Regions from separate parts of the Homo sapiens genome. Here region 2 is linked to region 1. A link is a loop called in an ENCODE intact Hi-C map of the cell type or tissue named here. Cell type or tissue: OCI-LY7. All regions are shown on one strand. Each heading gives the region's core, and the rest is flanking DNA. Links, peaks and the distances in the headings are about the cores only.

Region 1 (6,470 bases), core at 2,272-4,771:
TGGCTGGCATGGACGTCGGCTACCAGCCTCTGCTTCCATCCCTTGAGGGTAGGCGTGCTCTCTTGAAGTCTTGCCCACCCAGACTGATCACATGCGGTTCTGCTTTTCAGGCCCAGTGGCTGCCCTTGAGACATGACCCCTCCCTCCCTGAGTGGGAGACCCAGCTCCTAAGCAGGGCAAGCAGGCCTGGCCCTGGGGTGGCCCGAGGTCCCCTGCACCCATCTCCGAGGTGATCCTGCCTCTGAAGAGCCCTCCACCCCGTGCAGGCCCCTGGGTGTTAGCTGTCCCTGCTGGAACATGAGCTCTTCTAGAGCAGGCACTGTGTGTCTTGCATTCATGGGATGGACACTTTGGCACTTTTGCCTTACCCTCCCACCCCCAGTGAGGGAGGACTGGGCCTTCCTGGAGCAAGGGGCCACACGTCTTCCTCCTGAGGAGCTAGGATCCTAAGGAAAGCTATAGAGCACCATATTGGGTAGGGACAGAGAAACCACCCCTGAGAGAGAGGGAGACCACGGGCAGACACGGAGCCACGAGCACAGGCCCCAGAGCTGGGGTGGACACGGGCCACAGCACTGCCTGTCCCTGGGGAAGCCGCTGGGACTTCCAGGTGGTTTCAGGGGCACTAGCAGCCATGGGTGGTGAGAACTCCCTCCCACCTGTGCCCACGTGGCTTACACCTTCCACTCGGGAGCCGGTGGGACTTGCCTGGGGCCCGAGCACTTGGAGGGGCCACCTCCAGGGATGGCTCCGGTAACCCTCCGTCTCCCTGCAAGGCTGTCACCAGCCTTCTGATGCCCAGCCCTCTCCAGCACAGCCTGGCAGCCACCCTCGAAGCCCACCTCACAGCAGCCAGACCCCTCAGGCTCCAGGCGAGCACTCCAGGCCATGCGGCCTCACTGGGGAGTCTGGGCCCACTTGGGCAGGGGGAGGAGTGCGGAGAGGGCCCTGGGGCACCGCTTCATGCCAGGTGGGACTTGGGAGCTCCTGGCCTCAGAATATTCGGGGCCCCACCACTAGCTCCTTCAGACAGGGTGCGGCCATGTGGGAAGACCTCGCCACAGCAGCCCCATGGCTCCGGACCTGTGGTTCCGAGCGTGCATTGCAGGAGGTGAAAAGCATACCCCACCTCCACCCACCAGATGCCAGAAGCACCCCCACCCAGTGTCCCAGGCACTGTCAAACACCCCAGGGGGCAAGACTGCTCCTGTTAAAAAACCACCGCTTTAGAGGCAGGTAGGGAATTGGTCAATCCAAGATGGATAGCAGTGGCTTTTGCAAACTGTGGATGATCTAGGATTTTTAAATTGTTAAACATACATTTAAAAACACAAATTTTGGCTGGGCGCAGCGCCTCACTCCTGTAATCCCAGCACTTTGGGAGGCTGAGGTGGGCGGATCACCTGAGGTCAGGAGTTCGAGACCAGCCTGGCCAACATGGTGAAACCCCGTCTCTACTAAAAATAGAAAAAATTAGCTGGGTGTGTTGGCAGGTGCCTGTAATCCCAGCTACTTGGGAGGCTGAGGCAGGAGAATCGCTTGAACCCAGGAGGTAAAGGTTGCAGTGAGCCAAGATCGCGCCACTGTACTCCAGCCTAGGTGACAAGGGAGAAACTCTGTTTCAAAAACATAAAAACCAAAAAACCCACAAATTTGGCCAGGTGTGGTGGCTCACACCTATAATCCCAGCACTTTGGGAGGCCGAGGTGGAAGGAGAGCCTGAACCCGAGTTCGAGGCTAGCCTGGGCAACACAGTGACACCCTGTCTCTACAAAAAATAAAGAATGTGCCATTGTGACCATGTTGAAGTACACAATTCAGTGGCATTGTGTATTCCCGATGCTGTGCGTCCACCTCCAGATGAACGCAAAATGGAACCTCTGTCCCCACTAGACGCCAACTCCCCATTCCTCTCCCCCAGTCCCTAACAATCCCCATTCTCCTGTCTGTTTCTTGAATCTGACTACTTGAGGTGCCTCATGCAAGTGGAATTGTACAGTACAAAATGTGTCCTTTGTGACCGGCTCAATTCACGGAGCATAAGGACCTCAGGGTTCATCCCTGTTGTAGCATGTAACAGAATTCCCTTCCTCTTTAAGGCTGGATAATACTCCACGGTACACACACACCACATTTTGTTGATCCGTTCACTTATCGGTGGACGCTCGGCTCGCCTCCACCTTTTGCTATTTGAGTAATGCTGCTATGAACATGGGTGGAGAAATATCTCTTTGAGACTCTGCTTTCAATTCTCTTGGGTATTTTCCCAGAAGTGGAATTCCTGGAACATACGGTTCTATGTAGAATTTTAATTGATTTTAGAGACAAGATATTGCTCTGTCACTCAGGCTGGCGTGGAGTGGTGTGATCGTAGCTCACTGCAGCCTGGAACTCCTGGGCTCAAGCGATCCTCCTGCCTCAGCCTCCTGAGTAGCTGGGACTACAGGTGCCTAGGCCCGCCCAGGCGGGTCTTGAACTCCTGGCTTCAAGCAGTCCTCCTGCTTCACTCTCCCTAACAACTGTATAATTTTTCAAGGACCCATGACACTGTTCCCCACAGAAGCTGCACTATCTTACAGTCCCACCAGCAGTGTAGACGGCTTCCAGGGGCTCCATGTCCTCACCAACACGTGTTGTTTTCTGTTTTTGTTTTTTAAAATCATCATCATCCTAATGGATATCCAAGTCTTTAATATTCACCTTGAATCACCTTCTGGGTATATATGTGATAGGATCTCTGTCCTGCAGCTCAAATTCTTTCTGGGGAAGAGACCTGTGCATGAGAAACAGCTACTACTGGAATAGCCACTGCTTCCCTCCAGTCGTGGGAAACCTCCCACTGCAGGAGGGAAACTCGGCGGCTGAGGGCCGAGGGGCCAGGTGGGCTTTGCCAGGCAAATCTCCCTCGGCAGCTCAGGAAGGAGACCACGCTGGTGTCCAGGGGTCTGGCCCACCCTGAGACCACTCCCCTCCTGGCAGTGACCGCATCAGGATGCCGAGATGCCTGGGGCTCCATCCTGCAGTCACCTGTTAGAAGGACAGGACTGTGTGAGGCCTGAGGACCCAGGAGAGCAGGTGGAGGTCAGGAGGTGACAGTGGCAGGTGGGGGCCAGCCCTGCAGTAAGCTTCCCAGGCAGTGACTGGGCATGGGCTCTCCTGAAGGGGGTGCCTGCCTGGAGATGGCCCCTTCTGGCTGGCCGCCTGGAGGGAGGGTCCTCCAAGGAAGCCCACACAGCCAAGCTGGAGGGGCCACCTGGAAATGCCTCCGTGGGGTGCTAGGGTGCCCCCAGTTGCAAGTCTCTCTCATAACTAGGCTGTTTCTTTCCAGCACCCACCACACAGGGTGATGGGTGTCTTGGGATGTGCTCCTATGTGTTGGTGTCCACCTCCTGGCGGCCCATTTCCCACCTAGACCTTCCTCTGGGGCCTGAGCAGCAGCTCTTGTCCCCAGAGCTCGGGCCCTGCAGGCTCTCCCAGGAGGTGGCGGAGCAGGCAGGCTTTCAGATCGGTCAGCTGCATCTTAATAAAGCTGCTTGTTTTTCTTAGTCCCTTGAGACTTGACTTATTGTTATCAGAAGGGTGATTATTTGCATGGAAGTGGCTGTTTCCGTATTTTGCCTCAGCTCAACGCCCGTGCTCGTAAGCTCTGAATCCGTGGAGGAACAATGCCACCAGCTAGCGGCCACTCTGCGGTGCCCGGGCTTCCTGTGTAGCCCAGGCCTCGCCTGCAGCCCCAGCAGCACTCGGGTGCAGGAATCCCACCAGCCTGAGGCGACAGGGAAGGGGACCTGTGTCCTGCCAGTGACCCCGATTCTGTCCCTTATCACAAAGGCGGGCTGGAGAAGGGCGCCCGGCAGCTCCTGAGACCCAGCCCCGCGGTGAAGGTCCCTACCCTGCCCTGGGAAGACGTACTGCCTCATGGCTGAAGGTCCAAACCACAGCCATGAGCAACTGGGTAGACTGGGGACTGTTTTGTGGCCCTGCTGCTGTCACCATCTTCGTTCTGTGATGATGTCACAAGAAAAAAAGCTTGTCTTGGGGGAGTAATCCGGAAAACATATTCTGAGATAAAGGATGAATTCAGAAACGGAGGGGAAAAAAAAACTATTTGAGAAGAGGGCTGGGCACGGTGGCTCACGCTTGTAATGCCAGCAATTTGGGAGGCTGAGGCCAAAGGATCACTTGAGGCCAAGAGTTCAAGAGGCAGGAGTTCAAGACCAGCCTGGGCAACATAGCAAGACTCATATGTCTCTACAAAATATTAGCAGGGTGTGGTGGCACACGCCTGTAGTCCCAGCTAATCAGGAGGCTGAGTCTGGAGGATGGCTTGAGCCCCGGAGTTCGAGGCTACAGTGAGCCATGATCACACCACTGCACTCCAGCCTGGGCAACAGAGCAAGACCCTGTCTCAAAAAGAAAAAAAGGCCAACATGGTGAAACCCATGTCTACTAAAAAGACAAAAATTAGCCGGGCGTGGTGGCGGACATCTGTAATCCCGGTTACTTGGGAGGCTGAGGCAGGAGAATCGCTTGAACCCAGGAGGCGGAAGTTGCAGTGAACTGAGATTGTGCCACTGCACTCCAGCCTGGGCGACAGAGCAAGACTCTATCTCAAAAAACAAACAAAAAAACTGTTGAGAGGAACTGAAGCTAGAATGACAGAGGAATGAAGAGGAGATGGGGAAGACTAGGGATGTGCAGGGAGGAGTGTCCTGAGAAATGATGTGAATGAAGAGTAAGGTCCTGGAAGGACAGGGCCACTGTAAGGGCTGGAGACAGAAGCCGGAGTCACCACCTGCAAGAAAGTCACCCAGAGCAACATGCTGGCACCCAGCGTTGCCCGAGGCCACAGTGGGCGCACCGACATGGGCCTCAACTGCAGCACCCTGGCAACTGCCACTGCACCATGGTTTCATGTGCAGCCAAGATCCTTCAGTTAGGCTGAGACCCCCCACTTTGAATAAGAGAACACCAACTTCAGAGGTGTTGAAATGCAGGCAAAAAACCCTGTGCACCTCAGAACTGGTGAAATGGGGAGATGCACCCCAAAGCTTCTGGGGGTCTGCACTGCAGGAAGGGGGCCTGGGCTGGCCACAGAGCAGAGGATGCCAGTGGGGCCGGGAGGAGAGGATTACGTGCTTACTTTGTGCAATTGAAAGCTGATAGATAAAGCATGTTGACAATGCCATCACCCTTTATAATTAAGAAGATAATTTAATTACTGCTATTAAAAGCTAAGCCTCTCCCCCACATGGGCTGGTTTTAGCAAAATATTTCTGGTTCTGCTGTTTCCCACACACAGACCTGGCAGCGGTTAAAGAGAGACACTGAGTCTCCGGAGTTTCATCTGAGGAGCCCATCTGGTTTGAAGTAGTACAACAAGCAGGAAAGGGAATTGAATCAAAGGCACCAGTTGTGTTTTTTGAAATCCAGAAAATGTGTGAGGTAGCACCAAGGAAAAAGGTCTCATCCTGCCCTCCCTAGGCTTGGGTGCCACTATGCCAGGCTGGGGGGCCGTGCCCCCACCTGCTCCTTGGCCAGGCTCTGCAGGATGCTCCTTCAGGGCGGGGGGTGAAGGAGCTTGGCAAGGAGGAGAGGCAGGATGGTGCAGATGCTTGTGGACCCTGCCCGAGCACACCGCCTCATTGGAACCCACAGGGAGGAGAGAAGCAGGAATGAACGTCCCCGTGCCCATGGCTGACACAGGCCTCCACTGTTGACAGAGAGCTTCTCCACACAGGGCGGAGGTCAGCACCACAGCTGAAGGGAAAACTGAGTCTCTGGAACACAGAGTCTCTGGAACACGGGCCACATGCTCTCCCCTGGTGCCCAGCTCCTGGTTGGGTTGCACTGCCTGACACACTGGAGCCATCCCTTTCGTCCTAGAAGCAGCTCCTCACCCATCACTCTCCCTCCACCAGTGAGAGGTGAGGCTGCCTCTGCCCTTGGCAACTGTGGCTACGTGGAATTCTCTGGTATGCGGGTGCTTTGATCTGCGGCACACCTGGAGATCAGGGCCTCAGCCTCATACAACTGTCATCGCATGGATCCCACACACCCCATGGACTTCCCCAGCTGGAGGGTGCGCCGCAGGGTGGGGCCTGAAGCCCACCAGGCCAGGGTCTCATCTCCACCGGGCCAGGGTCTTGTCTTCCTCCGCAGCTCAAGGTGCCACCAAACAGACTCGCCTTGTCCCGCAGCCAAGCCCCCGCGTGCTCCTGCCTCTGCACCTCCAGTGCTTTCCTGGGTGAGAAGCCTCTCTGGGCAATGGAGTGCCCATTGTCCCTTCGACAAAGGGGCACATGCTGCAGAGGGCAGCCGTGGGGGGGTCTTCTGAAAACAGGGAGCGGGGCTACTGCAGGATCGTCCAGCTGCACCCCCAGGCCCTGGGGTCCTAGAACCCTTCCGTGGGATGCAGTGGTGTGAAGGGGGTGTGGATGGTCCCCACCCCCGCTTAGTCAAGAATCTAT
Region 2 (6,470 bases), core at 2,479-4,978, 120 kb before region 1:
CACCACCGTGGGACATGCTGGAAAAAACCAGAGAAGAGACTGAGACGGCATCAGCCAGGTGTCCTCATCGAGGATCAACTAGGCAATCATCCTCGCCTTCCCTGGCCCTTGAGCAATTGCTTATTAAGGTTTCAGCACATAAATCCTACTTGTCACCTTCCAGGTTTAAGTCTTGGTATGTTTCTTTTCTTTTTTTTTTTTTTTTTGAGATGGAGTCTCGCTCTGTCGCCCAGGCTGGAGTGCAGTGGCAACCTCCGCCTCCCGGGTTCAAGCGATTCTCCTGCCTCAGCCTCCTGGGTAGCTGGGGCTACAGGCGCCCACCACTACACCTGACTAATTTTTGTATTTTTAGTAGAGACGGGGTTTCACCATGTAGGCCAGGATGGTCTCAATCTCCTGACCTTGTGATCCACCTGCCTTGGCCTCCCAAAGTACTGAGATTACAGGTGTGAGCCACCGCACCTGGCCAGTATGTATTTTTTCTTTAGCATATTAAATGTTTTGCTGCTTCAGGCTTTCCAGCTAGGTTTTTTTCTTTTTTTGCGTGTGAAACAGGGTCTCTCTCTGTTGCCTAGGAGGAGTGTGGTGGTGTGATCATAGCTCACTGCAGCCTCCACCTCCCAGGCTCAATCAATCTTCCCATCTCAGCCTTCTAAGTGCTGGGATTACAGGTTTGAGCTACTGTGCCCAGCCAAGCTAGTTTGTTGTTTTTAACATAAAAATGATATGGATTTGAAAGTTTTAAAAATTATGGTGACATACACATAACATCAAATTCATCATCTTAAGCATTTTAAAGTATATAGTTCAGTGGTGTTAAGTACGTTCATATTGTACAAGCAGCATGACCATCCATCTCTAGAACTTTTCCATTATCTCCAAACTGAGCTCTGTCCCCATTAAACACTCACTCCCTGCTGCCCGGGCACTCACCCTTCACTGTGTGTCTCTATGGATCTGACTCCTCGAGGGACTTCATGTAAGTAGAATCATGCAGTGTTTGTCCTTTTGTGACTGGCTCATTTCTCTTAGCACAATGTTTTCAGGGTGCATCCATGTTGCAGCATTTGTTAGAGTTAGCATTTGTGTAGCATGTGCCAGCATTTCCTTCCTGTTGAAGGCTGAGTTGTATGTGTGTCCATTATCTGTCAGTGGACACTTAGGTTGCTTCCGTCTTTTGGCTGTTGTGGATCATGCTGCTGTGAACATGGGTGTGCACAAGCCGCCTGTTTTCAGCACATAAAAATGACACAGAGTTTTTAAAGTTCTGTCCAGCCTTCTCGTGGCTTTCAGTGTTTCCCAGTGGGTCCCTTTGGGCCTGGCAGGTCATCACATGCCAGGAGTGGCATTTTGCAGGCCTTTCCAGAAGTCACATTTCGAAGGCTTCCAAAGACATCACCCTTCCAGTGCTGGGCAGAGGCCTGGGCGTTTCCCGGCCAGGCGTGGGCTGGCTACAACTTGCTGGGCACAGTCTGGTCTCACCTTCTTGCTCTCTGTCAGGTGTAGGTCCGGTTTTGCATGGGGCAGTGGCCGAGCAGGTGTGGGGAGTGTGGACACAGCCAGGGGATACCTGTGCCCAGGCCTGGGCCGGGGCTGTCTGACGGGACTGGCAAGGGGCAGCTGGAGCCAACAGGGATCGCCCAGACACTGCTCTGTCCCAGGCCTGCTGCAGAGGAGGCCATTGCAGATGGGCCGCCGCAAGGAGGGCTGCGGGTCCTCGTCAGGGTGGGTGGCGGCACACACAGCATGCCTGCTCAGATGTCCTACCCACCTCGGTGCCTGGCCGTCTAGTTTAGGCTCCTAGTTTTCCCAATCACCCTGTCAACTTGCATGTTGAAGGCGGGAGCAACCTAGTCAGTGTTGTTAGTTCTCCGAGGCCTTTCTGTGCTGAGCCTGGTCCGTTGTCCCCTGCGAGAGCCCAAGATCAGAGCCAGGGTCCCTCTCAGATCACCTGCCTCCACCTCCATCAGCTAACCGGGCTTGCGTGGGGCTGGCCAGGGGTCAGTGTCTCCTGGGGGAGGGCTCCCAGAGGCACAAGCTGTGTCATAGGGTGATGCACTTCTGAAGCAGTCACTCGGAATGGGAAATCAGAAAGGAAACCAGCCTGGAGCGGCTGAGGCTTCACTTTTGTGCAGTGGACACAAGCGCAGAGGTGATGACCGGGGAGGACCTGAGATGCCTGAGCGCACGCAGGGCTCTTGGCCCGGAGGTGATCAGTCAGCAAGAGCAATGTTCTCAGCCACGTTGTAAAAGTAGATTTTAAGTAAGTTTATTATGATAAACACTACGAAGGATTAGGTAACATTTTGGACTCTGGAGTGTACTGATGGTTCTCATCCTAAACTCCACTTTATTTTTCTTTCAAAATTTATCCTCCTACTGTCATTCCCAAATAAACTCCACTCTAAAGGGGAGGTGGCGAGTTTCTCCCTCCCACCGCGCCCTAGCCCTCCTCCTCTGTCTGCTGACACCTCCGTTCACCCACAGCATAAGGGAGCTGTTGCCATTGAACCGAGGGGCAGCCCTCGACCAAGCCCATAGGGATGTAGCAGACCAATGGGCCGGGGGCTGTGTCCCCGGAAAGCCGGGGCGTCAGCCTGGCAGGCAACAAGCGAGGCCCCTCCCTACTCAGCAGAGCTGCCGTGGCCTGCACGCCCATCCTCCCTTGCTAGGAGTCTGTTTTATTTTTTTGTACTTTCAAAATGAGCATCCCCCAGACAGTCTGCCTGGCATGATTGATGCTGGGGGTGGAAGCTTTTCACAGTCCTTGGCCTCTGACCCTGCTTCCCGAGGGCGGCGCGGCTTCTGCGCGCCTGCTGGGGGCCGCTCGGGCATGTGCTGACTTCGCTGCTGCTCAGAGCCAGGTTTTGTAAACATTCAGGAGCCACTTCCCAGGTCAGCAACTGCGAGCGTTTTCTGCTGGTTTGTACGATAAGCCTTTAACCAAGCTTTATTTCTACTTGCAATAAAGGATGATCCACTCTGGGAGGTTAAAATAAAGCGCCCTAGGGGCGGCACAGCTGGCAATGCCAACATCTCCGACTCTGCTTCCTGTACCGGGTGTGCACTACGTCCGCACAAGCTGGGCTCCGACAGGAAGGGGGGATGCCTCCGTGCCCGGTGCACACACACACAGAAGGGGCCCAGGTGCTGCACAGAGCTCCCGTGTGGGGCCGAGTGCTGGCCCTGCCCGTTGCCCGTGTGCCTGGCGCCTGGCCGCAGCTGGCGAGGACCATGGACATTGGCATTGCGAAGTGGGCCCTGCAGTCTGGAAGCAGAGGAGGACCAGAGCCCCTTCCTCGACGCAGCCTTGATCTCCACGTGGTGGATTAAACATATTAGCAGTTAAAGCAGTTAATTGCTGTGCAGGGGGCCCCCGCTCATTGTTTGTCTCTGAATCACCCGCCCACACCAGGTGTCTCAGATAATAGACTGGGAACTTCAGTGAGGAGGATTTCCTGTCTGCAGATGTGCCGATTACAGCGCTGAGTGAAGACAGTCAGCCAGCACTGCTGCGGGCTCGAATTCGCCCGCTGAGTTAACCAGTTGTGGCCTGAATCCCTGGCTGTCTAGGGGAGCAGGGCCAGGCTGGGGCATCCTGAGCAAACGCCTCCCAGTGCAGGGGCTTCTAAGTGCAGTTAAGTTTAGATTTGGTTTTAAAGAAGGGACAGACTGCCTCTGGACTGCAGCCCTGAAAAACTGGAAGTTGAGATCTTCATGTGCCCCTTTGGCGTCCCCAGCCCCTCTGGATGGTTCTCTGTCCCTCTCTTGAGGGTGAGATGCTGAAGGCTCTGGCGTATCCCTCCCTGCACCACAGGAGTCCTGCCCATGGCCAGAAGAGCCAGCAGACACAGGAGGGGACTCGCTAAACCTGGGGGTCCCACAGCCAGGCAGCTGTTGTGCCTGAGTGCCAGGGAGGGTGGCCACAGGTCTGCCTGGGGCCTTGTGATATGGCAGGTGAGACGAGACCCAGGGAAGGAATCCGTCTGGATCTTACCCCAGCCACTGAAGCTATTTCCTCTTTGGGCTTTATCTTAGATAACTCAGAGATGTCCACCTGTGTGTAAACCAGCATCAGAGCCTGAAACACAACATGCATGGAGCATGGGAGCTTGGCTTCCCGGCTTCCTCTTGGCACCACACAGAGGCCACCCCCACAGCCTGCCCCTGTATAGTCTCCCCCACGTGGCACGTGTGCCTGGACCACAGCCAGAGAGACTGGGGTGCCCAGGAGATGATGATGGGGGCTGGCGGTGCCCAGGAGGGGAGCTGTTGCCAGGGTGGGCTGCAGCCCTGGGCTCCTCTCTCCACCCAGGCACTGTTTGCTGGCATGTACACGGCAGGCAACTGTCTTTGCTCAGCTGTGCTCGGCTGATGGCTCCCGTACACCGCAGACTCAGCTACACAAGTCCCTGCGGATTGTCCCTCTGTTGAGTGCCAGGCAGCAGGAAAGGGCAGAAAGCAAGAACCAAGCTGGGGATGGGTGGGAGCATCCTAAGCCTGGTGAGAGGGAAGGGGCGGCTCCTCCTGGATGCCCTCTGTGCTGGTGTGGGTGCAGCTGGGGCTTAGGGGCCGCGGTGGGTGTGGATGCTGCCCGGGCGAGGGGGCTGCGGTGGGCCCATCAGGACTGCTCTCAGGGATGCGCCTTGCTGCAGCTGCGTGAAACCAAGTTTGTGGCTATGCTCTTCCCGGTGGGGATGGGCCCAGCAGTGACCCTGGCATCCACATGCCTCCATGCTCTCAGGGTGGAGTGGCCATCCCTGAGCAGGTGACACGGATCGGAGGCCCCTCTTTGATAGTCTAACACCTTTTTATTTTAGTGCAAATTTAGTTTGTAATTAATGACATCAAGAGAGACCCAAATCTGCCTCCATTGTGAGTTTGATATTTTTTGAAGTGGGGCCAAGATGAACATTCATGGAGCTCTTCCTATGAGCGGTGGCTGCGGCCTTCCCCTCCACACCACGTGGCCCCGGGCGTGCGCTGCTGCTCCTGAGACAGCACTGTTGGCTCAGCCCTAGCTCATGGTGGTGCTAACACCTCACAGAGGCCAGGCCAGAGTAGCAGGAGGCAGCGCCCTGTGCTTACCCACCAGCCTGGTGCCCCACGCTTGGCTTGAGGGCTAGTTCACACTTATGTCCAGAGCCCACAGCTATCTGACAGGCCAGCCGGCACCTGCATACATGGTTGTCCAACTGGGTCTTGTTACCATGACAAATTCAGTACTTAATGATTAGAACTGAGTGGAAACCAATTAAAAAAAAAAGAACAACATGGTGAAAAGTCTTCTAGAGATAGGTCAGCACCATTTATGCATATTACCATGCACCCTCTAATGTCTGCAGGTGCCCTGGGGCAGCCAACCTGTTACAATTGCAATTATGTTAACAATTGTTAAAGGGCCGGGTGAGGTGGCTCATGCCTGTAATCCCAACACTTTGGAATGCCAAGGTGGGAGGATCATTTGAGCCCAGGAGTTCAAGACCAGCCTGAGCAACAGAGTGAAACCTCTTTTCAAATAATTAATAATAATAATAATAATAATAATTGTTTTTTGTTTGTTTTTGAGACGGTGTCTAGCTCTGTTGCCCAGGTTGGAGTGCAGGAGCGCGATCTGGCTCACCGCAACCTCCACCTCCCGAATTCAAGCGATTCTCCTGCCTCAGCCTTCCAAGTAGCTGGGATTACAGGCACCCGCCACCGCGCCCAGCTAATTTTTGTATTTTTAGTAGAGACAGGGTTTCACTGTGTTAGCCAGGCTGGTCTCGAACTCCTGACGTCATGATCCGCCCGCCTCAGCCTCCCAAAGTGTTGGGATTACAGGCGTGAGCCACTGCACCCGGTCTAATAATAACTGTTAAAGCAATAATGACCACTCGCCACAGAGCACGCTCCTTCCTGGGGGTCCTCTGGGCCTGAGCTGGGGGCTGCGCCGTACTCCAAGGCTGACTGTGGGGTCTTACACATCATAATGCACATAGGCAGCTTGAGTAGGAAAGGCCCTTATGCTGCCTGAGGGGAAGCTCACCCCCACCCCCCAAGGAGCCGCCCTGGGTATGAGACATCCCTGGAACGGCCTAGGGGTCCCTGGTGGCTGCTGGCAGTCACAGCAAGTGGCCAATCAGGTCCCATTGAGGCCCAGGGGCTCACTCATTTATTCAACTAACATGGCGTCTCGATGGGACCTGAGGCCAGCAGGGCAGGTGCGTCCCCTTCCCCCTGGTGGGCTCATAGCTGCGGGTAGGGGCCCGGGGCTCATTGAGAAGGTGCGATTCCAGAAAAAAAAAAAAAAAGAAGATAAATATTTTAAAATAATAAGCTTCAAGAATCTAAGTCCAGTTCCAAAGGCATACGCTCCTCTGTGCCTGGTCCAAGGTGCCTCACTGGGGCAAGTGGCAGGCCAGGCCCCGTGAGGGTGGCTGGCTCTGGGGGCCACATGCCTCATGAGACAGTCGCCAGGTGGCCCACAG

What was found. A loop is a pair of places that touch in the nucleus more often than their neighbours do. Peaks named below come from ENCODE experiments on the same cell type or tissue, not always from the same donor. Only the 100,000 strongest peaks of a DNase experiment are listed, where the experiment ranks them.
Region 2: it touches region 1 in a loop (3-fold over the local background); 4 of 110 quality-filtered maps call a loop at or near these places.

Annotation. Positions count from the first base shown.
Region 1 is chr22:19,770,264-19,776,733 of GRCh38, reverse strand. It overlaps a transcript of TBX1 not described here. Among named protein-coding and RNA genes, the nearest start is that of TBX1, 13 kb to the right of the region's middle. RefSeq lists silencers at 1-195, 5,667-5,838. In OCI-LY7, for the core only: CTCF peaks have their summits at 3,448 (motif pointing right) and 3,647; a DNase peak (open chromatin) is centred at 3,583; H3K4me3 peaks cover 1,579 bases; H3K27ac peaks cover 2,022 bases.
Region 2 is chr22:19,888,706-19,895,175 of GRCh38, reverse strand. All of the region lies in intron 11 of TXNRD2 (thioredoxin reductase 2), which reads left to right. Among named protein-coding and RNA genes, the nearest start is that of RTL10, 37 kb to the right of the region's middle. RefSeq lists silencers at 2,081-2,285, 2,452-2,861 and enhancers at 2,586-3,094, 3,095-3,602, 3,603-4,111, 4,112-4,620. In OCI-LY7, for the core only: a CTCF peak has its summit at 3,663; DNase peaks (open chromatin) are centred at 2,675, 3,095, 3,425 and 3,995; H3K4me3 peaks cover 2,365 bases; H3K27ac peaks cover 2,500 bases.